Regions from separate parts of the Mus musculus genome. Here all the other regions are linked to region 1. The links are chromatin loops, found by intact Hi-C in ENCODE. Cell type or tissue: heart. All regions are shown on one strand.

Evidence for each region. A loop is a pair of places that touch in the nucleus more often than their neighbours do. Peaks named below come from ENCODE experiments on the same cell type or tissue, not always from the same donor. Only the 100,000 strongest peaks of a DNase experiment are listed, where the experiment ranks them.
Region 2: it touches region 1 in a loop (4-fold over the local background); 8 of 42 quality-filtered maps call a loop at or near these places.
Region 3: it touches region 1 in a loop (4-fold over the local background); 22 of 42 quality-filtered maps call a loop at or near these places.
Region 4: a loop joins it to region 1, with 7 times the contacts of the local background. A loop is called at or near these places in 4 of 42 quality-filtered maps.
Region 5: a loop joins it to region 1, with 3 times the contacts of the local background. A loop is called at or near these places in 8 of 42 quality-filtered maps.
Region 6: a loop joins it to region 1, with 4 times the contacts of the local background. A loop is called at or near these places in 7 of 42 quality-filtered maps.
Region 7: it touches region 1 in a loop (3.0-fold over the local background); 2 of 42 quality-filtered maps call a loop at or near these places.

Annotation. Positions count from the first base shown.
Region 1 is chr2:151,491,994-151,495,993 of GRCm38, forward strand. Nsfl1c (NSFL1 (p97) cofactor (p47)) reads left to right here and starts at 2,189. Exons shown (of 10, transcript NM_198326.3): 1 at 2,189-2,419. The coding sequence starts at 2,315. In heart, a CTCF peak has its summit at 2,152 (motif pointing right); a DNase peak (open chromatin) is centred at 2,228; H3K4me3 peaks cover 1,330 bases; H3K27ac peaks cover 720 bases.
Region 2 is chr2:151,573,630-151,577,629 of GRCm38, forward strand. The region is part of intron 1 of Sdcbp2 (syndecan binding protein (syntenin) 2); the gene reads left to right. Among named protein-coding and RNA genes, the nearest start is that of Sdcbp2, 3.0 kb to the left of the region's middle. In heart, a CTCF peak has its summit at 1,675 (motif pointing right); DNase peaks (open chromatin) are centred at 2,202 and 2,592; H3K4me3 peaks cover 1,361 bases; H3K27ac peaks cover 1,451 bases; H3K27me3 peaks cover 1,017 bases.
Region 3 is chr2:151,674,669-151,678,668 of GRCm38, forward strand. No RefSeq gene overlaps it. Among named protein-coding and RNA genes, the nearest start is that of Rad21l, 8.1 kb to the left of the region's middle. In heart, a CTCF peak has its summit at 1,753 (motif pointing left); no DNase peak of the experiment used is centred here; H3K27me3 peaks cover 605 bases.
Region 4 is chr2:150,677,049-150,681,048 of GRCm38, forward strand. It overlaps Vsx1 (visual system homeobox 1), which reads right to left. Exons shown (of 5, transcript NM_054068.2): 5 at 3,654-4,000. Among named protein-coding and RNA genes, the nearest start is that of Vsx1, 10 kb to the right of the region's middle. In heart, a CTCF peak has its summit at 1,525 (motif pointing right); no DNase peak of the experiment used is centred here.
Region 5 is chr2:151,584,373-151,588,372 of GRCm38, forward strand. It overlaps Sdcbp2 (syndecan binding protein (syntenin) 2), which reads left to right. Exons shown (of 9, transcript NM_145535.2): 4 at 437-537; 5 at 1,955-2,113; 6 at 2,695-2,870; 7 at 2,950-3,121. Among named protein-coding and RNA genes, the nearest start is that of Sdcbp2, 14 kb to the left of the region's middle. In heart, a CTCF peak has its summit at 1,758 (motif pointing left); no DNase peak of the experiment used is centred here.
Region 6 is chr2:151,860,795-151,864,794 of GRCm38, forward strand. All of the region lies in intron 1 of Rspo4 (R-spondin 4), which reads left to right. Among named protein-coding and RNA genes, the nearest start is that of Rspo4, 20 kb to the left of the region's middle. In heart, a CTCF peak has its summit at 1,645 (motif pointing right); no DNase peak of the experiment used is centred here.
Region 7 is chr2:151,630,268-151,634,267 of GRCm38, forward strand. Snph (syntaphilin) reads right to left here and starts at 2,326. Exons shown (of 6, transcript NM_198214.3): 1 at 2,189-2,326; 2 at 1,881-1,987. In heart, CTCF peaks have their summits at 1,983 and 2,182 (motif pointing left); a DNase peak (open chromatin) is centred at 2,314; H3K4me3 peaks cover 1,365 bases; H3K27ac peaks cover 675 bases; H3K27me3 peaks cover 3,720 bases.

The DNA.
Region 1 (4,000 bases):
CTTTCACAGAAGAGAGATATGCAAACTTTTAAAACAAACCCTCCCGGTCTGTCTGTGATGCCCAGAACCTCCTTCCAGCAAGGTAGCAAATAGCCAGTAAGTGCAAACTGACCTGGAATGAGAGTACTGAAATAGGGATGGTGTGGGTTTGGAAATCTGAAAAGCATAATGTGCACTTAAGCTGGGCTATTCGAGGAGTAGAGTGCCATGGACGCCATAGGTGGTGGTGATGATGATGATGATGGTGATGGTGATGATGGTGATATATGTGTATGTTATCCTGGAGTAATGTTGTTGTTCTGGTGGTGGTGGTGGTGGTGGTGGTGGTAGTGGTGGAGTGTGTGTGTGTGTGTGTGTGTGTGTGTGTGTGTGTGTGTGTTAGTCTGGAAGCCATGAGTATTGTGTGGAGTGCCCTGGATATTTGGGAGAACATGTGGAATGGACTAACTGGAAGCTATAGGTTCTGGGTACATTTCATACCTGAATGACAAGAAAGTCAGCTTTAAATTGAAACCAGAACTTGACCACAGGTGGAGCTGTGGGTGATGCTGTGTATATGTAGAGAGACAGCGAAGATAGAGGCTTGGTCAGTCTTTCTCCAAACTTCCAGGCTAGGACATTTGTTTAAAACTGGGATTGAAACTATAGCCTCTCCCATGACAGGCAAGGCCTCTGGCACTGGGCTGCATCCTCTGCCTTTTAGCATGGATTCACTTTCTCACCAGGTTTAGTTTTGTTTCCCAGACTGACTTTAAATATGCTCTGCAAGGTCACTCTTTCAGTCTCAGGCACCTGAGAAGCTGGGACGGCAAGGCCCAGGTTGTACTTTTCATTAGGTGTGGTCCTACTGAACCTCTGGTTTCTGTCTTTACCTGTAAAATGGGAATACTAACCTCTACCTAGCAGAGGTTTATTTTATGATGAAATAGATAATAATGTGAACACAGCACCTTCAGCAGGCTAAGGGAACCCTAATGCCCTGCACCCACAATTATTCCTATAGTCTTCTTGATAGCTGTCAGGCTGGGCAGAGGGCTGACTATGAATCGGACCAGCATCAAAAGCAGATAGGGTTCTCCTTACTGCTTCTCTGCAATGTGTTAGGTTCCAAATGGCCTCTGTGGGCCTTTTCAGTTGGTTACAGTGGGACTGATCTGCAGTTATACCAAAGGACGGTATTCACACCAATCCAGTGCTGTCGCGTTTGCAGCCATGCCCGAGGCTGGCTTAGAAGTTGGAGATGCCCCTGGCAGAGCTACTTCCTGCTCTTCATTCTCATAGTATGACTCTGTGGAACAAAAAGACTGAAAGGGGCTCTTGCATAGACCACTCCCTGTGAGATCCTCATTGTCTGATCCATGTGTTATTTCATCCATTCACTTATTCATTCATTCACACATTCATTAGTAGTGGCTTCATGCACAGTGAATGTGGCTCTGAGTCAGGCATAGGAAGAAGAGGAGAAAAACAAAGCATATAATCAGCTGACAGGAACCTCACTGAACACTCAATAAGTTCTGGTAGAATAATTGCTGGTCACCAACTTAGCAGATTGTAGGATGGTAACAGTTTAACCTTGAAAATGAGGGATAAATAGATGGACTTAGGAGGCTCCCAGCTTCACTTGTCCCCACTTTCACTTGAGGGGCAGCACTGTTGGAGAGAGAGCTCTAAACTTTCTCTGTAGGTGACACATGTCCATCTTACCTCTGCTCTGAGTCTCCTTGTCCTGGGCCAGCCTGCCAGTGGCAATGCAATGGTGATTTGCTAGATGCTGTGGAAAGTGGCAGGCTGAGACTTATACTAGTTTAAGATAGGAAACCATGGGGATGTGAGCATCGGTTAGAACTGTTAGGGTCAAAGGACATAAGCAACAAGAAGACAGGATACTTTGTTTTATCTCTGTTATTTCCACAGCCCTTGGAAGAGCATCAAGCCATAGACAGCGTAATGCTTCAAGAAGGAAATTAATGTGCAAATAAATAATTAACGAAATAAAGGGATGAGACCATGAGTAATTTCCAGGATCTGATTTCGGGACTACTTCATCCTGTGGGAAAACCAGCCCCTCCCTACTCACTTCCATCGACCTTCTACTTCAGCCATTAAGGTGAGGCTCACATAGGGGCCACCAGAGGGCGCGAGGCGGCTAGGTTTCCCACACGGAGGGCTTTTCCTGTGGCACCGCATTGGGCGGAGCCTACGAGCAGGCGCCCAGCGGCTGGACGCGGTAGAACGGCGGGCGGAACGCAGACCTGGGGTTCGGGCTGTTGCAGTGTCCGCCGGAGCGGTTTGGGAAGTGCACGGGGCGAAGATGGCGGAGGAGCGGCAGGACGCGTTGAGGGAGTTCGTGGCGGTGACTGGCACTGAGGAGGACAGGGCCCGTTTCTTCCTGGAGTCGGCTGGCTGGGACCTGCAGGTAGCGCCGCGAGGCGGGCCGCTTCGGACGGGCTGGGGAATACGGAGTGCGGCGTCGGCTCTGCGATCCCTACGCGGCCGAAGCGCACAGTCATCCCTGCGGGGCTGGGCCCTGCCTGGCCCAGGCCTCATGGTGCCTGGGGTCGCTTGCCACGCGTCACCGGCCTGGCTTGGAAGTTCATGGAGGCGGGCGGGCCCTGCTTTGCAGGGCCTCTGTTTTCCTGCGGGCTCGCAGTGTTGGCGAGACTTTGGGCGCTGCCGCAGTCCGCGTGGAGTCGTCGCCTGGGGGCGTGGCTGCCACGGCGAGTGCCTGCGGGTGGCCGGGTGGAATCGAGTGCCCTGCTTCCAGATGGAGCCCCACCGAGGTCGCGGTGGCCTTCCGATTCCGCTTCTGCAAGGATGCTGTGCTGGTGGGGGAAACCCTGCAAGGCATCAGCCCACGCCCCACTCTTGCCTAATTGCAGGGAGAAACTACCTGTGGGATTGTGGCGCACGTTTGGGGTCTCTGCACATTTCGTAGTTAACTGTAAAATGGGAATTTCTTAGGACTTACTGTCTTGTTCACTGGCATGTAGTAAATAGTCACTAAGGAATTAATTTAGAAGGCAAAGCTCCACCAGGCATAAAATGTTGCACACTTCTGATCCCTAGAGCAACACCCATCTCTTATTGCTCAGAAACACAGTAATTAATGTTAGAAAGAATTGATTGCATAAATGTCCTTGGCCAGCCTACATCTTAGGTAGATGACGATGACTAATATTTCTTGAGTACCTACAACAAGCCAGGCACTGTTCAGCATTACAGAATGTCTCATTTACATGTCTCACATTGCAGCTGAGACTTGGAGGATAAATAACTTGCTGAAGAGCTAACTACTAATTAAACAGGTAAAGACTAACCCTATCTTATGGATAAGGAATTGGACCCTCAAAGGGACACCGAATGTGCTCACTGTGTGAGCTTTCTGATGTAACCATGTCTACTGACTGTAATATTTAGCTTCCCAAACATTAGGGATCTTTATTCCTTTAACTCTTTCAGCACTCTGGAGGCAGAAGATCTCTGAGTTCGAGACCAGCCTGATCTACATAGTTCCAGGAGTAAATAGTCCCTCTTTCAAAAACATAACAAACAGAAAGATGCTCTTAAAGGCGCTGTGAAGCCTCTGTGCTGAGTGGAAATACATAAGAGAAAAGCTTCTATCCCAGTAGATCATCCGAACTGAGGCTCTTACCTGTGTGGTAACTTGACTAGCAGTGCCAGGACTTGAATGCAGGTTCTCTAAATGTCAGTTTAGTACAACTCCTACGATGGCACATGACTTCCCAGAAGCTGGTTATACTACATGAAGAATACCTTCAGACTGATTGTCCCATGACAGCTCATTTCCTCCTAGACAGTTGGTTACCTTTTAGACAGGAGGTGCCTCCTCCATCTCCGTGGGACTTCATTGTTCTGTCTTCTCTCTTTGTGTGGAGAATGTGTGATAAATCAATGCCTTCTCATTGAGTTGGCGACAGTCACAAATGACCAAAGGACTCATATGAAGGGCTTTCACATGTGTAAAGCTAAGGTGACT
Region 2 (4,000 bases), 82 kb after region 1:
CATTCTTTGCTCTCATAGTCAGAGGCAAGCAGTAGGTTGAGCCTCTCTAAAGCCTGGCTTCTGTTCTGCCTCCCCTGGACCTTCACTGGGAGAACAGAATTTCCTGAGTCCCGTTCCCTCTGGCACAGTATAGCCCTGGAAGGAGGAGGTACATGCTTGTGGCTTAGCAACAGCCTCCTCCTTGCCGATTCACCAGATCCCTGGGCTAATTTGGCCTTACAGAAGCTATTACTCCATCACATTAACCCACGCTTCTGTTTTCTGAAGGATAGATGAGTTGTCCACAGGAACAAGTGGGAGTCCCAGAGTTCCAGCAGTTTGGAACAAAGTGTTCTTATTCTGTAAGTTCAAAGATGGGGGCTAATGGGCCCCTTTCCAGCCCTGCTGATTCCCCAGGGCCTGACTGCTGATATACTGTGTTGTTATTGCTTACAATACGAAGATGTATAGAAAGCTCTGGGATGGAGATCGAACGATAGTGAGGGGAGGGAAGTCCTTGGGAGCAAGTCCCTTCCGAGAGTCAGCTACCTGCAGGAACTGAGCAAGCTCTTGCGCTGTCACACTACTTTCTGTGTATCTCACTAGGGCTGGAGTTTCCCTCCCTACACCTAGTTTTTCTTTAAGAGGCTTTCTACAGGTGGTAAGTGGGAAAATGTTTATCAAGGTGTCAGATGACATTTCTGGGGAGATGTGTACAAACACCTATTCACCTCAAAGAACCAATGGCACACCAACTAAAACAGTGGCTCTCAACCTTCCTAATGCTGTGACATTTAATACAGTTTTCCTCATGTTCTGGTGACCACCCCAACCGTAAATTTTTTTTTTTTTGTTACTACTTCATAACCGTAAATGTGTTACTGTTGTGAATCATGATGTTCTGATGGTCTTAGGCAACCCCTGTGAAAGGATTATTCAACCCCAAAGGGGTTGTAACCCACAGGTTGAGAACTGCTGAACTAAAATAAACTAGTCCATGCTCACTGTGGTAAACCAAGGAGTTTAGTAGGATTAAAGGAGCCTAGGTGATGCAGGCAGTTCCCCCCAGCATTGGTGACAACCCCAGAGAGAAGAACCTCCTCTCCCCTCGCAACTGTGCACTGCTTACATAAGCCTGGGGAGGGCTCTGTGAATCAGCTCTCTGCGCTCAGAGTCTTTTATGCTTCCTTAGGTTCTTGAGTCTCAAAGGCCTCCCACTCCCTCCCAGGAGGGAACGTTGTTTCAATTCGGAGGAAATAGCTACCTACACACTAGGTTTTCGGGATTCTCTGCCCTGTGTCTGCTTTTCTCCTGTTACTCTATGGAGACACAGGGCTTGGCACTAGTGATTCACACTGGCTAGTAAGGATGGCCAGCAAACCAACATAGCATGGTGGAATTTCAGCCTAGGTAATGCAAAAGGGAAGGCCTGGCTCGGAGTATGGACTTCCTAAATACGTGTGGAATGAATAATGACCAGTGAATCCGAAGATCCTTGGGGTTTGTGTGGGTGTAGGGTTTAGGGGCAGGCTTAGAACTGACCAATTCACCACGTGAACTGTGGATGGCATTTAAGGCAGAGGGAACAGCTCTGCCACGGCATGAAGGCATGGATTAGCAAGCTGAGTTTTAAAATCAGCAAGCTATTTGAAATGAAGGGAATGCATGAGTAAATGGGGGTAAGAACGACATGTCCACCAGGGGTCAGTCATGAAATGTTTAAAGTCATGCTGAAATCTGAGATTAATTATGATGTCACCAACAGGTAAAGGCAGGGTCTGAGGGTAAGTCCCTGATTTCTGGCTCAGTTCATAAGAGTATTTGGTGGGGCTGCTATCAAGATTTGGGAACATTTCAAGGTAGTCACCTGAAAGTAATAAATATCCAAAAGGGAATTTATGCCCACGCCTCCCTATTCAGAATAGCACACTCTACTCTCACTGGCTTAAACGTTCCATCCTTCATGGCCACGGGCAAGTCTTGGAGGTTTCCTTGATTTTCTAGCTTTTCACCTGCATACCAATGCCTGAGAGGGTGATTGGTTTAAGTAGGAAGTGATACCCTCGGGCAAGTCCACTTCCCTAGGCAGCAGACGCCCAATGGTTCTAACTCTGGTGGTTGGTGCGTCTGCATCTTCAACTAGGGCAGGTCAAAAGTTGGCGCCAGGCCACAATCCTGAGAGCAAGGCACCAGAAGCAACCACCTAGGGACTTGAAAGCGCTTCTAAATCAAAGGGAGAGGGGATCTCCTTTTCAGAACGAGCAGCGGGGCGGGGTGTCGACTCTTGCTTTCTTCTCCCACCCATTGTAAATCAAATGGTCTGACGAGCATAGAGCCCCAAGGGGCCTTCGGAAGAACCGCGGCCTCTAAGTTTTTTTAGGAATGCATGAGGAGGGCTGCAGAGGCAGGCTGGCCTTCCGGTCGCATATTCCACTGCATTGCGGGTCTCTTTGGAAAGTCTGAAGCCCGGCGCAGGCACATTCTGCAATTCCCGGGAGAAAAAAAGCTGTCAAGGTGACTCCGCAGCCGTGGGGCATCCTGGGAACACAGGCCCCATCCCGAAACCCCGCGCGCGCCCGCACGCAAGTAGACTTGGTGCACATGCGTCAGGGGCACCACACGCAGTAGCTAAGCAGGATTTCTGCGCAGGCGTTATAGACTACAAGCGGAGACGCAGCTTCCGGCTAAGTTCTGAATCCTTGGATAGGGAAGTGAAGGCAGCTTGGGGTCGTGGAAGAGCGTGACGTAGGGGCGTACAGAGGCTAGGCCCTGGACAATTGAGTCTCTCCCGGGTATTCGGTGCATGAAGAGTGCGGTGTCTGACCCACGTGCTTTCATTTTTTTAAAGGAAAGAGACGGTTTGGGATTCATCTTGAGTTACTGCCCAGGCAAGGATGCCTTTTAGTGAGGGGAAGGACAGCAGTTTTCAGTAAAAAGAATTTGTACCATTTCTTGCTAAAGCAGTGATGAAAGTGTTCCAGGAAGTGGGTCTCTGAGCCTGTTTTCTCCCAGAGGGCAAAACGCATCTGCTCCTTTGCTGTACTGTTGGAAAAAAAGGATACAGGTGGCTCTTAGGTTCGCATCCGCATAGTGCATACTGGTGGCAAAGTATAATTTGGTAGATGGTAACTGCTGAGTGTTATTTCAAGGTTAAAAGTCTCCAGGAGGGTGTACATGGTAGGGCAGACCCCAGATGAAGGGGTCTTTTCCTGAAGTTGCTCTAAAAGGAGATTAGAATCATATGCTTCCTGCCCCTAGGAAATTCTTGTCTTAGGATCCCCATTTCTGCCCCCAAAGGCTAGCCTAGGACAAGGAACTGCAGATATCCTAGCAGCCAGGCAGGCAACAAAAATCAGCCAAGGGCTGGTTGGGTACTTGAGTCATAAGAAAGCAGGTACAACCCCATCTAGGAAGGAGTCCTGACCATGCTACTTATATTTTTCAGTACAAATTAGAAGTGACTTTTTAAATTTTCAGATTTTGTTCATGTGTTCATGTCAGATAAGAGGGGCTACAAGTGGGTACATGAGTGAGTGAGATGATTTGGCTGATCTAGGAAAGGAGCTGACACAAAAATACCTTTCAGGAATAAACTTTGTTAGGGGAAAGAGTCTTGAGACCACAGAAGCCATGATCAGGTCTTGACAGGGCAAAACATAAGAAGAGATGATGACTTCTATCAGAGACATGAATGGGGCCTTTAAGGACAGGAGAGGTTTCCCTTTGAAACTTAGAGAGGAACTTCATTAAAAGAGAGAGCTTAAAAGTCAGAAAGACAGCCATTATAGACAGAACAGGGTAGGGGGGCTGTGTCAGAAAAAAAAAATTTTTATATACTTTCAGAGAGTGGAGGTAGTGCCACACCACACGATTTAGTCTAGGATAGTCTATGTGAAAGAGAACACAGAGGAGCCAGGTCCTGGCTAGGACCATAAATCAGGCTGAAGGATTTGGTCCCATAGAGTGATCATCTCAAAGGCGCAGGTCTGTGACCTGACAATTCATATTTAACTACCCAAGA
Region 3 (4,000 bases), 180 kb after region 1:
TCTGGCTCCAGCAGCATCATCCTAGGGTGTCATTTACAGTTGCTGAAGGCTGCTTTGCTCCAGATGCTAGCAGTAGGAAAGGGCAGGAGCCTGGCTTTCCTGATACCCCCGCCTCCTCTGTCCCATGGCATGACTGTCCACAGTGTTCTAATGAGAACCTCAGGAGCATGACAAGAGCTCTGTTTAGACAGGAGTTGGAACTGAAATTTAGTGTCACCTGTTAGCTTCTTCACTCATAAAATGGGGCTGTAAAATCAGTCTTGCAGAGATGTTGATTGGGTTCCGTTCAATCATATCATTACATATCGCATTGCTGTACATGGCACTGGAAGATAGAGTGGATGACTGAAGATGACAATGAGTAGCTTTGTATGATGCTGATGCAATCCTTCTTAGGTGGCAGGCACTGGTGTGAATGCTTTGTGTCCTACTACTTCATTTACTCCTCACCTCAACCCTAAGGGACAGGCAGTGTTAGCCTTGTTCTACAGACAAGTAAACTGAGGGACAGGGTGTTTAATGACCTGCCTAAGAGCACACGATTAGTAAATGGCAGAACTGGGACTTGAAGATAGGCAGTAAGACTGTACCTTCAAACACTGTAATCATCCTAACTCCAAAGTTGTAACTGTCAAGGTCAAAGGGTGGCTCGGTGGATAAAAGCCGTTGCCACAAAGCCTGACAACTTGAGTTCCATCCCTGGAACCCACATCATTAAAGAAAAGAATTGACTCTTGCAAGTTGTCCTCTGACCCCCCACATGAGTGTTGTAACATACATGTACTCTGCCCCCGATAAAATAAATATAAAAGAAAAGGTAGCGGTCATTAGTGTATGTGTGTGTCTTCTTCAATTTCTCACTTTACTTTTTTTGAGACTGTATCTCATTGAACCTGGATCTTGCTGGTTCAGCAAGACTTGCTGGCCAGCAAGCCTCAAGAGATCCTCTTTCTCCACCTCATCAGGATACGGTGTCTACCAATGCACCTAGATTTTTATGTGGGTGATGGGATTGAACTTGTGCCCCCATTTTTGCATGGAAAGCACTGTATTAACTGGCGAATCTCCTTGGCCCCCATTATTATTAATTACGACAAGATACACTGAGTTCTTTCTGTGTGCCAGGAATGTGCCAATACACTGCTTTTGCTCAAGAGCCCTGTGAGGTCATTTCTTTTAATATCTCCACTTTACAGAAGAGCAATGAGAAACATAGGAAAACTGTATTACTTGGGCTGGACGTGTGTCTGGCTTAGTTGTTAAGAGCACTTGTAGCTCTTGCAGAGGATCTGAGTTTTATCACCAGCTCCACCATCTATAATTCCAGTTCCAGGGCATCCGACACCCTCAAAGGGAGACCCAGTGGGTAAAGCCCAGGCAACTCCCAGACCCAGGGGAGATGGTTTACAGCAGCCAAAGTGACTATGCATAAAATGATTGTTGCTACCATCTGAAGTTTTGGGCAGTTTATACATAAGAATACATGCTTGGTCAGGTGTCATGGATGGCTCAAGACCAGAACCAACCTGATCATTTATCATTAGCCTAGCATTAGCCCCGCCTTGCTGCCTCAAGCCACTGTGGGTTTCATGTATTGAATGGCTCTTCTTCCTGTACCTGAGTTGTTAGCATCTGATCACACTGTCACCCTGGGTGTCAGACGGGGGTGACTCTGCATACCTGCTTTTGCTGCTTTAGTGGACAAAGCCCTGCCTTTTCCTTTCTAAGATCATGATCTAAGTGCTCCCTCTGGTGCTCACTGGCTGATCTGGATGGAATCAATTCCCAGCCTTCTGCAACCAGTGCTCAGGATGCTGTTTCTACCACTGGGGCTCAGTCTGTTTGTTCTGACCTTGCATCAGAATTAAACACCAGTTTTAGGTGGAGGGTCTTGGACCAGAAAAAAAAATCTTTCAGAGGAGCAGCTGCAGAGCTCTGGGTCGATCTCCAAGATAAGTGTGAAAGTGGGGATGGCAGGGTTTTTTTATTTCATTTTATTTATTTATTTATTTATTTATTTATTTATTTATTTATTTATGTTTGTCTGTGAGTTACCTATGGGAAACTGGAACAGGCATAAGGTAGCAGCAGTGTCACTAGACATGGTGGTCGGGGGAGCACTGTTCTTTCTCCTTTGTATAGCCAGGCAGGTATGTCTTTTGATGATGGCTATTAGCAAGCTTGTCCGTTTGTTTCACAGGTTAGTATTCACCCCACAGCAAGAAGAGTAAGTTGCCAATGATCTGTCTTTCCAGGGTGGAGTGCTGTATGACATGCTATATATGAATGGCTCCACTTCATTTGTGCAATAATAGTGCTATTATTATTCTCTTTTTATATATGGGGAGATAAGGTGAATGAAGCCCAAAGAACAAAATGTAAAAAATGAGGGGATGGCAGAGATGCTCTGCCCATAAAGTACTTGCCACACAAGCATGAACCTGAGTTCTCATCTCAAGCATCAGTGTGAAAAACAGGAGGGCTAGAGAGATGTCTTGGTGGTTAAAAGTGTGTTTGCTATTCCAGAAGACTCAGAGCTTGGTTCCACAGGTCAAGCACCTCACAACTGCCACCCACTCCAGCTTTAAGGGAATTGTGTAACAATTTCCTCCAAGATTAAAACATTCCAGTCTGCAGGAAGCTCCTTAAACAGAAAGGTAAACAACTCAAAATAGCTTCAGGAAGTTCCTAAAACTGACAAGACTTACTGGTCTCCTCCCTGTAAGAGTGAACAATAAAAGTTGAGAATCCATCTGAGACAAAAGGAAGCTGAGCTGTCCAGAAGACTTTCGACACCAGACCAGCTGCCTGGAAAAAAACAGAAACCCGCTGAACTGCTTGGAAGAGGTGAGCGCAACGGAAGCACCTGGAAAGGACACTCCAGTCGGCTGAGCTGTCTGCAGGCTGTGCAGTGTTTTCCACGTTCCCAGATTTGTGAGTTGTCACACATGCTGGGTTGAGTATTGATGATACAGTTGTCTTTGAGTCATTTATTTTAAGTCACCCTTTAGCCATGTTCCTCTAAACAACCCCAATAAAAGCCATTGGTTCACCAAATTGGACTCTGGTGGTATCAGTACTTTAAGTCTATTGTCAGTTCCCTATCTGGGGTGAGTAGACATTTCTCTTGTGTCTCCCCAGAAAAAGTTTTGTCACACAACAGGGATCCAGATCCCTCTGTGGTCACCTGAACACCACCCCCATAGCTCCGTGGCCAATAGAAACAGACGCAGGAACACACAGGTTTTTTTTTTTTTTTCTTTTAAGCTAGACGATGTGGTATGCACCTATAATCCCATTGAAGGGAGAAGAGATTGGAGGATCCCTGGAGATCACTTGCTAGTCAGCTGGAAGCTCCAAGCTCATTGAGAGACACTGTCTCAAAAGCTGAGGTGGATATCACACACATAAATATACACACAGAGACATACAAGAAATGGTAGGGTTGGAATTAAATTAAAAATTAGCTTAACAACTGTGGTGGTTTGAATAGGAATGACCCCCATAGATTCATGTGTTTGAATGCTTGGCCCATAAGGAGTAGAACTATTAGAAGGTGTCCCTTATTGGAGGAAGTGCATCACTGTGGGAGCAGGCTGTGAAGTCTTACGCGTTCAAGCTGCGCTCAGGATGGCTCGTACTCTCTCCCTGCTACCTACAAATCAGGATGTGGAACTTTTAGCTCTTTCTCCAGCACCTTGTCTTCCTGCACACTGCTATGTTTCCTGCCACATTGATAATGGACCAAGCCTCTGAAACTGTCAGCCAGCTCCAATTAAATGTTCTTCTTTATAAGAGTTCCATTGTTCGTGGTGTCTCTTCACAGCAATAAAACCCTAAGACAACAACCATCTCTGTAGTCAGGATCAAGCATGTGAAAATAGTTTTTTTTTTTCCTTTTGAGATGCTAAGGATCAAATTCAGCCACACACAACCGAGACAAGTGCTAAGCCACTGAGTCACATCTCCCCAGTGCTTACTAAGTAGCTCAGAGTTGGCC
Region 4 (4,000 bases), 810 kb before region 1:
AACCTTAGAAACATAGATGTATCTTATATATAGGACAGTTTCACCTCTACAGAGTACCTATGAGACATACTTTCAGTGTCTCACCAGTGGGTGAATATAAACAAGTGTTAGTGACAGGAAATGTCTGTTATGGCCATGGGGCTAAGAAAAACAAGATACAGACAAAATCCTGGGCAACAGGAGCACAAAAGGTGACAGGTCAGAGGCAACTTCCTAGAATCCTTTCACTATTTGAGGAGTTCTAATCTACATTTAATAGTTATGTGAGACCAGCCACATGTAATACAGAATGTATAACTTCTAATCTAGCAGAGGGGGAAATGGAGGAAACTGAATGATGGAAAGAGGAAAACATAGATGTTAACTAAGAAACTAAGCATGGCAGGAAACGCAAAGCGTGCACACACAGAGACACATAGACAGACACACACACAGACAGACACACATATACACACAGAGAGACACAGACAGACATACAGACACACACACACAGACACACACACATATGCACACAGAGAGACACAGACAGACACACAAACATATACACACAGACATACACAGAGACACACAGATAGACACACACATATATGCACACAGAGACACACACACATATACACAGAGACACAGACACATAAACATATACACACAGAGACACAGAGACAGACACACATATACACACAGAGATACAGAAACAGACACACATATACACACAGAGATACAGACACACACACATATACAGACAGAGACAGACACACACATATACAGAGACACAGAGACAGACACACACAGAGACACACACACATATACACAAAGAGACAGACACACACAGTGACACATACACACAGACACACACAGAGACACACATACATATACCCACAGAGACACATATAGAAACACACACACACACACACACATAAACAGACACACACATGCTGATAAAAGTAAATGACTAAGTTGACGCTGTAGTAACAATAGGTCCACTGCACAACACAGTAACTATGGATAACAACCAACATCTGTTGAAATGACCACTGTTGGATACTTTTCTTGTTTCTGTGATCAATGCCTGTAAAAAACGAGCAAACAAAAAATCTTAAAGAAAGAAGGGTTTGGTTTTGGCTCATAGTTTGAGGGCAAGGTCCATCATGCTGGGGAAGGCTTGACAGCCAGAGTGTGAAGCAACACGTCACATTTTGTCTGCAGTCTGGAAGCAGAGAGAGGTCAATGCTAACAAGAAGCTCACTTCTTTTTCCAACAAAGAATAGAGGGTCTTTGTTGGAAGGGAATGAAAGAGAAATCCTGAAATGTCAATGTGAGACCGAATAAAATCAAGATGGGCCACACTTGGAAACTAAAACATTTCAAAGCCTGTTCAGAGATCAGGGAACAGAGAGGAAAAACAAGACTGGTGGTGTTGAGGGCAACTGGGAGGGCTGGGTAGAAAAAGGACAGAAAATTTCTCTAATGCAAATAGTTATCTATGGCTTTGCAATGGACAGAGTGGATGCATGTTTGCAGTACCTGCCAGTAGGTGGCGCCATTGTGCCATTTGTGATAAACCGGGTCCTAAAGCTTTTTTCCCCCAGGGTGAACTTGTAAACTTGAGGACCAGTAAACGCCATAGAAATTTGAGAATATCTGTTTCTTCAGCCAAGGCAGTGGTCCTTGAGAGGAGCTGCCCTCCATACCAGATTTTACCTGCCTGTTTGTCAGAAGTGTGGTTCTTGTTTTGTCAACAAAATAACAAAGGTGGGAACTAAAGTTTGAAAACTGGAAGGCTCACGAACTCTAGCCTAAATCAGCGTTTCAAGACCAGCTTTCATGAGTGAGAGAGAAACCCATGAAGACTTTCGATGCTTTTGGTTTGCATGAGATTTCAGTTACCCAAGGACTAGAACTCAGTACCGTCACTTAATTTTGTTTAGAAATTAGTGAAAGCTTCAGCTAGATTAGAGACGTTCCCCTCATCTCCTGCTCTTTATTCATGGCCTGCCTTCTTTCTCGTTCTTTCTCTGTACTATTTTGTTCCCTGTCTGTAGATTGATCCCCTCAACCATAAATCAGAAATATTTCTAAAGCCCATAGGTAAGTGAACATGAATTCATTCCCCTTATCATTTCCTAGATGACACACCCTTCAGCCATCTACCTGGCATTTACACCGTGTTAGGTGTGATAAGTCATCTCGAAGGGACTGAGCTGTGTGGGAGGGTGTGTGCCAGGTCTATGAAGACAACTGTGTTGGATCAGTTACTTTCTGTTACTGTGAGAAGCCACCCATTGAGCTCCCAACCCTCCTCCCTCGACCTCCTGGCTGTCAGAAATATAGCTGTGCACCACCACACCTGGTTTCATATGAAGTTTCTAGGAGCCTGATGTTTCATTTACTGAGTGCCTTTCTTCTGTGGATACCTTTGTGTGGTGTGAGTTCCTGTCTATGCACTTACATGTGTGGGAGTGCACCTGTAAGGGAGGTTCCCATGGACATATGTATGTATGTAGTGTGTGTGTATGTAGTGTGTGTGTATGTAGTGTGTGTGTGTGTATGTGTAGGCACAGACTTAAAATTAATGTTAGGCATCTTCCTCTATTGTTCCCCACTTATTTATTGAGGCAGGGCCTCTCACTGAAGCTACCGATCACCAATTATGGCTGCTCTAACTAGCCAGCTTGCCCTGGTGGTCCCTCACTTCTGCCTCCTGGGTTGGATTACAGGCAGACCACCATGCCTGTCTAGCATTTCCATGGATTCTGGGGATCCAAACCTCAGACCTCATGCTTGCACAGCAAACATTTTATCCATTAAGCGGTCTCCTCAGCTCCTTCCTCTTCAGTGTTTTCAATATCTATCAATATAACCTTCTTGTACAGTCTGAGATGCTAATAAATGTGTAAGCAGTTTCCTTCATAACATCAAAATACCTTAGCATTGCCAGGTTATGTGTAATATTAAAAAAATACCTTTGTGTGCTTGGTGTAGACCGGCATACAAAGAGCATGTCTGGCCTTCTGTTGGGTTGTAAACACTGAGAATTATTTGCACATTTCACACTTCCATTTATGGCGCTAAATAGAGCTGGGAGGTGGGTGTATCGACTTTGGGGGTTCTAGAATTAGGATGATGTTAGCGTTAGAAATCTTCTTACCTTTTTTCTGTGTACCAGAGCAATGTCTGTACCATTAAAATGCTTTGTTGAACTTTTAAGAATTCAGGTGTGGCTTAACCATCGATCCACAGCCATATTGTAGTACAATGCTCTATGGATTCCTTGCTTAATGATCTTTAATATTTTGTGCTTTTGCTGATTTAGTGCTAGTGGTATGCATTACCTAAGGGGAAAAAAGTGCCATTTGTAGATTTTTTTCCCTAATAAAAGCGTATGGGTTTGAATTTTGTTATTATTTTATTTTGTTCTAGTATGGGGGTATTTGGTCTGCTTATAAGTCTGTACCCTTCACACATTCCCAGGTCCCACAAAAGCAGAAAGAGGGCATTGTATCACCCACAGTGGAGTTACAGGTAGTTGTGAGCTTTCATGTGAGTGCTGAGAGCTGAACCCAGGTCCCCTGAAAGAGCAGTGAGTCCTCTAAACCACCAGCTCCCCAGCCCAAGTTCTGAAGAGTTTTAAAACAAATTAATGAACATACTGGTTATTTTAGTTGTGAATAGTGATTTTTATTTTATTTGTTTTTTTTTTTTTTTTAAAAAACAAGATCTCATGGCCAGGCCTTTGATCGCAGCACTTAAGAAGCAAAGGCCAAGCAGAGGCCAGCCTGGTACACAGTGAGTTCTAAGACAACCGGAGCTCTATAGTGAGGTCCTGTCTTGGGAGGAAAAAAAAATCTCACTCTGTAGCAAAGGCTAACCTGGAACTTGAGGTCCTCTGGCCCAGCCTCCCAAATACCAGCACACTGAGCTATAGTGCTTTTCTTACATATTTAACACAGTTTTAGCTGCGGGATCACAGTGGCACAAAACTGTGGTCCAGCTACTGTGGAGG
Region 5 (4,000 bases), 92 kb after region 1:
CATAGCAACCGCGGGTCAGTCCTGTGAGAGAAGCTTAAACTAGGGCCCATGGTCCCTCTTCTTGTCAGGGCTCTGCTGGCTCCCTGAGCTGTCCCCCCCCTTACCCTACCATGGCCTGTGGTCCCTAGTGGTCTCAAACCTGCTCTGGCTTTGTGTTAATTGTCCAACGGGTGCCAAAGCAGTTGAGCTGAGTCCCTCAGTAGTATAGGAGGGTCTATATATACACATAGTCTGAGGCTGCTCTGAGACAAAGGTGCTTCAAGCCTCGTCAGAGCTGGCCCAGGCCACCTGCAAGCATTCCCGGAGCACAGGACATACTCAGGGGATCAGAGTAGCCTTGGCGAATTTCCCTAACTTCATGGAAAAAGAGAGGCCCTGAGCCAGCCAGGGTGGCTCTGCATACCCGAGTGACACCTTGTTTCTTCCTTACCATCAGAGTTGTATCCAAACCTGGCAGAACTGGAAAGTTATATGGGACTGTCCCTCTCTAGCCAAGAAGTTCAGAAGAACCTGACTCAGATTCCAGATAGTGACAATGTAGGTATTTGTCTCTTGCCACTAAATATCCTACCTTTTGGTCTTGCCATTTTAAAAGGTGTGTGTGTGTGTGTGTGTGTGTGTGTGTACACATATATACATGCATGTCAACCCAGCCATTCTTTATACCAGTAATTAGGAGCAGATGCACTCATCCTAAATTATGATTGCTACTTTTTTTTTTTTTTTAAGACAGTGTCTCACTGTTGTAGCCTTGGCTAGCCTGGTACTGGGTATGTAAACCCAAATGGCTTCAAAGTCATAGAAATCTGCCTGCTTCTGCCTTCCAAGTGCTGAAATTAAACAACCCCTCTCCTTGGTTGTCTTTGAAAAAGATTTGTTTTATTTTTACATATATGATTGTTTTCTCTGTATGTATGTGCACCGTATATGTGATTGGTAGACAGCTGTAGAGCTTTTATAGAAATGTGCTGTGTCTGTGTCACAGGCATTGGCTGCTTTGCTAGATCTTCCAGTGTGCGCACACAGGAAACTGTTTGCTTAGGTCTTTGTTCATGTTTCTGCATCCTAGATTTTCGTCACCTTTGGTATACAGTCTCTGCACGTGTCTTGTTAGAGTCACACATAGCTCATTTTTTCTGCTTTTTTGGGGGAGGGTGATCAGGTGTAGATGAATAGTTGAGTCTGTTGCCCAGGCTGACTTCTAACTGCTGGGTTTGAGTGACCCTCTTACGTCAGCCTCCTTGGCAGCTATGACTACAGCTGAATGTCCCTGTCCCCGCTCAGTTGATTTCCGTATTCTGACACTGAGTTCTAGATCTTGATGAGTGTTTGTATTTAACTTATGGCTGGGAGTTTTAGATTTCTGCAGCCATACTAGTGGACGATCACGGTATCTATCACCAGGAGCAACGGTATCTTCCCGTCCTGTGTGATCTTTTCTGTTTTCTTGATTCAGTGCACTGGCCAGATTGTATAGTCCTGTGTCTGGTGAGACTGGAAATCCTCTGGATATCTATAGGAGGGGTCGTTTTTTTAGTTTTTATTTTGGGTTCAAATTATTTTGTCCAAGACAAAGTCAAAACTAGCCCTGTCATCTTTGACAACTCACTATTTACTGTGCAATTGTCTTTTTTTTTAAAGTGAAATTTAACGGCATCTTTTTTTGATATTAATTTCCTTTCGAAGATACAGTGACCCCTTCCTGAACCCAGCTTCCTCTCACCCTCCACTCATGCTTAGGGATGTGGATTTTGGTGCTCTCTAGTGGTGTCACTGAGCTCCGTTTTCTCTCAGCCTCTGCAAAGTGTGTGAGAGGGGAATGCAGGGACTGTTTGGTCCTCTTTACTCATCCCTACCTATAACTCAGAGACCCTTGAGGCATGGGCCCCAGGTGCCTGGCTGAAACACCCCCCCCCCCACACACACACACACACTCCCACTACTGTATCTGCAGATGGTGGTCACTAGCCCTGGACCTGGCCAGGTGGTAGCTCCAGTATCTGGGAACAACCTGGGTATACTGCGTGCAGAGATCAAGCCTGGCGTGCGAGAGATCCACCTGTGCAAGGATGAACGTGGCAAGACTGGACTTCGCCTGCAGGCTGTTGACAAGGTAAGCAATGTCTGAGGAGGACCCTTTGGAGGAGAGTGTGCTCCTCTGGTGCTGGATAGCCTTGTCACAGCCCTAGGAATACAAGTTCCTCTTTGGGACAGTCACCCAGCAGCCTGAGATAGCATAGTATATAGGGGCCTCCCCTCCCAGGGCTCAGAGAGCCTCTGTTTATAGCAAGGAAGATTCTAAGAAGGCACCTTAATATCTGAGGCCTTGAGGCTGTGCCTTGTTGCAGAAGGAATTAGCCCCGTACAAGGCTCCAGCCACTCAAGAGTCTCTCACCCCCTACCCCATTTTCCTGTGCCATAACTCCCGTGTGTATGGCTTCCTGATGACTGTAGAGAAACCCAGCCAGACATCTTTGAGAAGGGCAGTGTAGGAGAACAGATCAGGATGCTGACATTCTGATTCAGCTCACTCTGTGTGGTCTGGTGTGTTTCCTCCTTCAGGAAAATAGGGGTAGCTGTGTATCTTAGGTCCCACTACACTGTAAGCTCACAGGATATGGGGAAAGAACATCTTAGAGGAGGGGCCTGGGCTCAGGCAGCCAGAGGTTCTAACTCTGGGTTCCTGCTTCCCAGGGGCTCTTTGTGCAGCTGGTCCAGGCCAACACCCCTGCATCCCTTGTGGGTTTGCGCTTTGGGGACCAGATCCTGCAAATTGATGGCTGTGACTGTGCTGGGTGGAACACACACAAAGCTCACAAGGTGTTGAAGAAGGCATCAGCGGAGAAGATTGTCATGGTTATTCGGGACAGGTGGGTATCCAGGTCCCAGCATCCTCCCTGCCTAGCCCAGCCACACCTGCAAACCCAGCTTACTGTCACTCTCCACCAGGCCATTCCAGAGGACTGTCACCATGCACAAAGACAGCTCAGGGCAAGTTGGCTTTTCCATCAAAAAGGGGAAGATCGTGTCTGTGGTAAAGGGAAGCTCCGCCGCCCGCAATGGACTTCTAACCAACCACTATGTGTGTGAGGTGAACGGACAGAACGTCATTGGGCTAAAGGTAGGTGGTGGTGTAGCCCTGTCAGGAAATGTGGTCGTCGTGGAGATGATGAATGTGGGACAGCTCCTGTCTGCATAGTCTGGGAAACCTGCCAGAGCCTCAACTTCCTCTCCTAAGGCTGATGAGGGCTTTAGTATGACTTTGTGTGTGACGTTAATCAGAAGGAGTAGATGCCTAGTAAGAATTCCTTCCTTCCTAACACACAGGGTGTACCAGAGGAGTGTTGTAATGTGTGGGTACATGGGCACCCAGGTTGTTCCTGGTCACAAAGACTCTTCCTCCTCCTCCTCCCTGCTCCTCCTCTCCCCTCCTCCTCTTCCTCTCCCTCCTCTTCCTCCTCTTCCTCTCCCTCCTCTTCCTCCTCTTCCTCCGCCTCCTTTTCCATGTGGCACTTCCCTTTGGATGCTGATTACATTCCGTAATGGGGCTTCCTTTAGAATACTGACTTAGAAATCCATTTCTGACCTTGGCTTACTCTTCAGCGAGGGCAGACGAGTTATATCTTGACAAAGCGAGCTGGTGCACATGGCTTTAAGCACATGCTATAGATCTGGAAAGATGGGTGTCTTCTGGGAACAGGCAGTGATGAGTTGTGTGGTCTGAGCCATGAACAGATGAAGTGACTCAGTCCTGATCTCATGCCGCTCTACAGTGGCTGAGCTGCTCTACCCCATGTGTGCATGGGTGGGTGGTGGCATCTCATTCCATAGAGGCCCCAAGCCACTTCTATTGTGTGTCTGCTTCCTTGGGGGCAGTCTCCCCTCACCTTCTGTGGAGACTTCTTCTGGTGGCTTGTGCTGCTGTGTTCGGGAAATTCTTCCTGTGTCTGGATCCCTCCTCGTGCATCCTCTCCCAGTTCTCTGTGACCAAGCAAAAGGC
Region 6 (4,000 bases), 370 kb after region 1:
TCAGCTGCTGGCATGAGGCGGAGCCATACCTGTGGGGTCAACTGGCATTTCCACTGGGAAAGCCCAGTCTCGATTGTGAGAGACGGTTGTTCAGGGGGATCACATGGGGTTGACTCTGATGCTCCAAAAAAGCCCATGAGGTTGCAATTAGAGCCCAAATGTGCGTATTTATAAGCTTGTGTCTGATCCAGGGTAGGGTAGGGTTTCAGGCCAAGATTCACCTGACATGAAGAAGGACCCAGGGTTTTCCCAGAGTGCCATGGAGGGCAGTGGAGCAGGTGGTACTGCAGGCCCCTCTGTCTTGCAGAAGCCTAGTTACCCACCAGGGTCTTTTTGCTGTCTATCGAGCTAGGTCTTTTCTGATTACAGGCTGACAGAGAAGCATTAGCGAGAGTGGAAAAGTGCTTTTCTTCAGAGCCATAAGGAAGCCAAGCCCCGGGAGGGCCTGGACGGCCCTTAGAAGTCTTGCTGCCTTTTGGAGCTTGTGAGATTCCTGGCTAATGCTCCTCTCTCTCTCTCTCTCTCTCTCTGCGTCTCATTTGTTTATTTCTCTTTCTCTCTCTGCTTCTGTATTAGTCAGAAGTCATTTGGTTGTAAGTGACAGAAAAGCTAACTCAAAATGCCTTGAGAAATGAGGAGAGTGCACAGGGCCTCTGTGGTGGGGCAGGCCAGGTGATGGAGGCTCCCTTTCCAACTCAGATGTAGCTCCTGGCTCTGCCACTGTGTGCTCTTCACTCTCAGAAGGTTCTTGGTTTGTGCAGCACTCGCCAGCCTCCATCATCCACAGCTGCATAGGTCCAAAGAGCAGAAAAGAAAACATGCATGAAATATCACATACACTACACCACACACACACATACCACATACCATATACCACACCACACAAACAAGACATACACTCACATACAATATACAAAATACAACACACATACACACAAAAACAACACACACCCCTAGTGAGTTAAGGAAAAGGAAAACTCCGAGATGGTTTCTGTTGGGGCACAGGCCTCGATCTGGACCAGTGGTCGCTAAGATCAGGGGCATATGGTGGATCTATCTGCTCAAGCCAGAGTGTAGATGGCTCCACGTGTGCCCCAAAAGTCAGGTGTTTTGAGGGCTAGCATTTGCTAGAAAAGTTGCCAGGGCCCACCAGTGGCCACTTTTCCTTGGGGAAGACCCTTGCACCACCCGACCTGCCACTGTCCTTAGCTACCGAGCACAGTCCCAAACACCAGCACTCATCCAAGGTCGCTTTCCAAAGGTTTGTCTTAACTGGCCCGGCTGAACCAGGACCAAGCCAGGACCAGACAGCATGTGCCTGGTGGGCAGCTCCTTTGCTCAGGGAAAGGAAACTGTAGCAAGGAAGACACTGTGAAATGGGAAATGCCCAGTGTGCTCACTTCAGACTTGGACCCAAACCAACCACTTAACTTTGATACAGTCAAGTTCAAGAACCATTGTGCTTGGATCTTTCTGGAGCAGCACTGTCCAAACTCCAGGAGTCTTGGCTTTTCGTTCATAAGGTGAGCACTGGTGTTTCTATGCCTATGACCTTGAGGGGACACCATTGTTCTGTCTAATGATAAAGATGCGATTAAAGTCTAATTATGAAAATTCAAAAGATGCCATAACAGTATAGAGACACTAGAGGGCACTCTAGCAGATTGCTGGGTCTTTTGCCTTCAGCATGTTCTCTCAGTGTCTTCCAAGGGGTGCTTCGGCTCTAGTAGGGGTTTCCTTAGGTTTAGAACTTTGTTTTGCCCTTGAAGAAGTCCCTGCCCCTTGTAGTCTCAGGGTCTCCAGGGAAACTGCAGGTGTCAGGCTGAGAGATCTGTAAGCTCTTCTGGCATTGGGAACAATTTTGCTTCGCACAGGCCTCCTGGTACTTTTGTCTTCTCAGACTTTATTTTTGTGGTGCCTGCCACTCCTGCTATGTTGAATCCGATGGAAGCCAGGCCATGGCTTCATCTCCTGCTGCTGGTCACAGACAAGCCCTGCACTGGCACTCTGGGTTGGGGTGAGGAGGGGACAATAGTGGGAGGTCTCTGCCTCCTGACTCTGTATTATCCTGAGCAATTCCTGGGTTTCCTCAGCTAGAAAATGGCAAAACCCCCATTGCAAGGTATCTCAGCCCACAAATTCTGTTTGCAAGGAAAACCAGCTTTGCACTCCGGTGACAGGATGTAATTGCAGTTTGTCTAAGTTTCCATGGCAACACTTTTGTGTCAGTTGAGGGCCCCTTGCCCTTTATCACTGGGGTCTCAGCTCAGTTCCACAGGCTTCCGTGGTGCCTAGCACAGAGCGAGCACCCTCATTGCCAATAACACCGCGTTGCTGACCTGCCCAACATCATAAGTCTTGCTGTTTGGCAAGGCCAATGACCTTGGTAAGGTGTGTGAGATTTTCTCCTCCTCTGGTTAAAGCCCTGGGTTCATGTGATGAGTGTACTTGTGTCTTTCTCAAGATCCCTCTGCCACAGGGATCTGCCAAGGCTCCTGCCATTGAAACTGCAACTCTAACAGAGGAAGACAGAGGAGAGAAGAGTCATGTGGGCCCTTCTTGGCCCATGACATACATGCCCATCTCACTGACCAGGGTTAGACATGTGACCACTTAACAGTGCAAGGGGACCTGGCGAATGACATTTCCTAGACAAATCTGTTATAACTCAGCAGTCCCTTCCTGAGAACAAGGGAGCAAATGAGGGAAGTGACTGGCCCGGGGCCTGAGGCTGGGTCTCCACTGCTCCCAAACCCCCTTCTCCTGAATATGTTTCCTTCCCTACCTACTGCCTAAAGTTGAGGGGCTGGAGAGGGGATCTGGAGGAAATGGGGAAAAGTGACTATATCCCCATGAAACTAGAGAGATGGCTCCGTGGTGAAGATCATTGGCCACTGCTTTAGGGGACTCTGGTTCAATACCCAGCACCCACGTGGCAGGTTCACAAATATCTGTTGACTGTAGTCCCAGGGAACTCAATGCTCTCTCCTGACCTCAGTGAACACTAGACGTGGTGCATCAACGTACCTACAGGCAAAACAGTCATACACACAAAACAATGATCTTTTTAAAACTGTAGTACTCCCTACTCCGGTGCACCAGAGAAGTTAAATTCTTTTTTCTTTAAGTGCATTTTGTCCCAAACTGTTTCAAGTCTATAATAAAAATTAAAAAGGAATATAATAAACATTCAGGTGTATATATGTATTCTTGTGTTTCTGTGCACCTGTGCGTATGAGCATGTGGGAGCCAGAGGTCAACACTGAGTGTCTTCCTCAGTCACTCTCTGCTTTGTTTGTTTTCAGAGTCTCTTGGAGATTCCAGAGCTCTCTAACTTGGCTAAACTGCCTGGCTGGCAAGTCCATGTCTCTGCTTCCCTGGCATCGGGATGACAACCACACCGTACACTGCTGGCTTTTTGTATGGCTGCTGAAAATCAGAACTTCCTCCTGCCTTCGTGGCAGGCTCTTCACTGACCGAGGCATCTTCCCACCCACCACCCTCATCAGCTACTTTGACCCCATCTCTCCATGTCCACGATTGCTTCAAATCAAATATGATAAATATGAGTGACGTCTCACTTCTTTCCCAGCTCCTCACCACCTCTGCCCCAGAGGTGCCCCCATCCCAAATTAGGCGTGCATGCACCCCTTATATGTCTCATTCCTCGAATGCCTCTTGTATAGCCAGTGCTACAAATCATGGTTCTGCTGTTGAACTTGATACAGATGGTGTCTTCTATATGACTCACCACACAGCTTGCTCTTTTTCCTCCGTGCTGGCTTTGAGCTGCGTCCACAATGATAACTAACTCTGCCTCAGCCATTTATCACGGGCCGTGCTATGTGTGTGGTGTACGGCTGTGGGATATGACTACCTCCCCGCGTGTTTATCAGTTCTTCCCACAGCGGGTTCTCTTTTGTGACTATGTGCTATTAAGCCACCCTGCAGTAAACATCTCTGTCAGGGTCTTGGCATGGATATGCAAGAGTTTCTTGGC
Region 7 (4,000 bases), 140 kb after region 1:
CCAACTCACCACAGGTTTTTTGTTTTTTGTTTTTTGTTTTTTGTTTTCCCAACATAGCTTGTTTGGAGGTATCATTTTCTCAAATGTATTTAACTCAACACTTATTAAGCACCTACTTTATGCCTTGTCATGGGCCAGAGGCTGGAGACAGAGAAGCAAAGACTGGGCCTCTGCCAGAGGGAGCTCACAGTCCAGCAGGGATTTAGGACAGAAGGGATGGGAGGGGGCATCCCACTCTTTTGACCTAACTGGTGCTGCGGCAAAAACTCCACCCCACGCTGTTGGGAGCCTCCTTTATGTTGCTGGAATAAACTAGAGCTAGACAGGATGGCTGGTCAGTCGGCTGAAAATGACAAGAAGGAAGGAAACAGAGAATAGGAAATGTGGGCCCCAGAACTTGACTCTCTTGCTTCGGTCTCAGAAGAGATTGTGCAGGGAAGGCAAAGATTGAGATCTGTGATCCTGGCTCCTGCTCTCTGCCAGCACTCAAGACTCATGTGCTTCTGTTCCCATGGGATGCCACCTATGGATGACAGGGTCTTCCAAGCTCATGGCTGGATTATACATGACTGCAGGCAACTGTCATTTGCTAGAACTGTCTTAGCTCTTGCGACGGAAATGTTCTCATCTTCTGGTTGCTCTGGAAGAGTCTGGTGGGGCAAACATGAACTCCTCTCTCTCCTAATTTGCCTTCAAATTCTGAATCCTTGAAAACCTACTGTGTGTGTCAAGCCGTTATCTCAAGAGCTTTCATATGAATCTCATCTCACCCTTAGAACTCTGAGGCCGGTACCATCTCCCAGGTTCACAAATGAGGGAAGGTAAGTAACTTGTCAGGGCAGGGATATTACCATAGAATCCTCTGATGCTTCCAGTGTTGTGAGACCCAGAAGGTCAACATTCCACTCAGGAAGTCCAGAGTCAAAAGAGAATGGCCAAGGGGACCTCAATTATTTCAAGGTCCGAACCTTAAATGGTTTTAATGGACAAGTCTCCAGAGTTATTGAAGCCACACTCAAGTGATATATTAAAATTGTACGGATCATCTAGCCCAGCCTCTGCACTGAACAGACAAGCAAACAGACACCCACACCCCAGAAAATAGTAAGATGGCTACTTGGAGCCAACCAGCAAGTTAAGGCCCAGAACCTCAGCCTATCTCACTTCCTTACACCCCTTGACTTGCAGAGACCAGCATTTTCTGGGAAACTCCTCCAGCCCACCCAAGTACCCCCAGGTGGGCAGAGAAGGCCAAGGCAACAAGCAGCATGTGACCAGCCTCGCCACCCCTGCAGCGTTGAAGCAAGGGAATGTGGGGAGTTTAGAGGCTGGCAGGTGTTGCAAGCCGTCTGGCTCCCTGCTAGGGAGTGGAAAGAGAAAACAACAGATACCCTGGAAGCTCCAGGGAGACTGAGGCAAATTTCTCACTCTAGGGATCATGGGAAATTCTGCCAGATCTACTGTAAGGCTCTGATGTTTATCAGTGGGCAAGATAGGAAGGCAGTCACAGGCACTTGACCTTGTGGTGGGTGTGCTGTGCGGTTCCAAAGAGAAGCTCACATGTTTGCAGAATGCCAGAAGAGAAAAACAAACAAGAAGGGCGAGGGGTTAGTTCCCTAAAACCCATCTACTAGATGTCAAAGACCTTGGGCGTCTTCCCTACTGAAAACAGCATCCTCTAATTAATTAGTAAATTTCACGCTAGGGAGAGGGGTGCTTACGAGGATGTGGGGGAATGGAGGGAGGCTAGGGATGAGTCACGTTAATCCCCTCCTCGCCTGGTACCTCTGCGGGATCGCGCCACCGCAAGCGGTCTCAAACTGACCCTGGCGGCCGCGGAGCCACGGAGGCCCCCTCCCGCTCCGCCGTGGCCTCCTCACCTGGGTCCACTCGCCCTCCGCAGTCCGGCCGGCTCGCACGACTCCCGCGCCGCTTGGCGCAGCGCCTCTGCAGTCGCTGCAGCAGCCGCCTGGCGGTGATCAGCAACCTGCGGCGGTGGGGAAGAGAGAGACAGAGGCGGGTGAGCGCCGGTGGCCGCAGCCCGCAAGCTCGGAGGACACGCTGCCCGCCGCGGGCTAGGGCAGCTCCTGTGCTTGGCCGGCGCCCCGCACCCCCGCAGTTGCACTCCTGGGTGCGGCGGGTGAGGCTGGGCGGTGGGCCCGGAGGTCCCCGGGGTCCTTGTCATCACCTGCGAAGGCTTCCATGGTTTGGGCTGCCCCCAGGAGGGCAGCCGGATTGCTCTCCCGAGCCCCAGCTGAAGGTGGCTAGCGGGTGCTTGCTGGGGCTGGGGCTGCGGGGAGGGAGAGGTGGAGGGCGGGGAAGGAGAGGTGGATGGAGGGGGATGAGCCAGTCGGCAGCTCGCCGGCAGCTGCGTAAGCCTCCCGTCTTCACTTTCCTTCTTAAAGAGATAGTTGGTTTCGCTCTGAGAGCCCTGGAGCCAAGACATCAACAAGCATGCATGGGGTCCTTTATTACCTCCAACTAGCTGTTGCTCAGAGGTGGGGGATGGGAAGGACTTCAAAGGGTATCTATCCCTTCAGCTTCTGGGCCTCAGTATCTCACCCCTTGGCACACATTAAGTAGTAGTATTATCTGGACGCCTTTAGAAACATTTTTGACCCCCTAAACCAATTTGTGAATGTCAGGAGTTATTTAATGCGAACAGCTCTTGCCTTAAAAAAAAAAAAAAAATCTTAAAATCCCGAAGGTATTTAAGAAATGTTATCCTTTGCAGTATTAAAACAGTAAGCTGGAAAGTTGGGCAATAAAAAGCGAATTAATCCTTATTGTGGGTTTGTCTCCTGCCTTTTACCTGACATCAAAGGGCTCAAGGGACCACAAAGTCCAGGAAGCTGGATTTCTAGCGCTCCCATTTCTGGCCGCCATAAGTTAACTTGCTGGCCTGGTTTCTTGCCTGCCCCACTGGGTGCAGTAGGAAGGGGCTCCCTTCTTGAAGCAGCCCTTTCTGGTCAGCTGGGCCTTTGCTCACTACCTTCTGGGAAGTTTTCACCTTGCTGTCTTGCTCTTATTCTAGCTCAACTCGCTGGTGTCCTCTCACATGACTTTGCCCGCCACTCATTTTGCTCTTTTGCTCTTAAATTCTTCCTTGCTGGGCCTCTACCCCCAGCTTTTATTTGCTAGTTCATGGGTTTGGAACAACCGAGACGTCCAGTTTGCTCCTTGGACTCCTCAAAGTCTCTGCTCAGACACTGCTATCTCAGGGAGGTCATCTGCCATTGTCAACTTGACTGAATTTACAGTCGACTCGGAAACATATGTTTGAATATGTCTGTGAGGGTGTTTGCAAAGAGATTTCCCTAAGGAAAGAAGAAAGGCCCACTTTGGACGTGAGCTAGGGCCCGGACTGGATAGGGTGAAAAGAGAAAACTCATTGCGTAGGAACATTCATCGCTTTGCTTCCTGACTGAGGACACAACGCGACCATAAGCTTTCTGCCATGTCTCCTCTGACATGATAAACTATATTTCCCTCAAACTACAGCCAAAATAGTCCTTCCCTTTTAAAGTTTCCTTCTGTCAGAGATTTGGTCAAGGTCCTGAGAAAAGTAATAGACCTTTTCCAGTCAACCTACAGAGCGCACCGACCTCCTCTTCCTTCAGTCGCTTGTTCTTGCTGTATGTACACATAAACGTGTGTTTGTGTGGGTGTAGGTGTGTACCCCGGAGCTTGTATGTGTGTGGGTGTGTGTGCACACCAGAGGTTGTGTGGATGGGTGGGTATATGTATGTACACCAGAGGTCCTTTTTAAAACCACTCACCACTTTCGTTTTTGAGACAAGGTCTCTCAATGAGCCTGGCTGGAGCTCACTCCCTGATTCACTACACTAGTGTGGCCCTGCCTGGCTTCTTTACCTGGCTGTTTAGATTCCCATGCTCACTGGAAGGCACTGGAGTGGCTGAGCCACCTCCCCAGCAATGCCCTCCCTCATGCATTTATGTCTGAGTTTTGCTGTTTTAATTATCTGTAACTGAAAAAAGA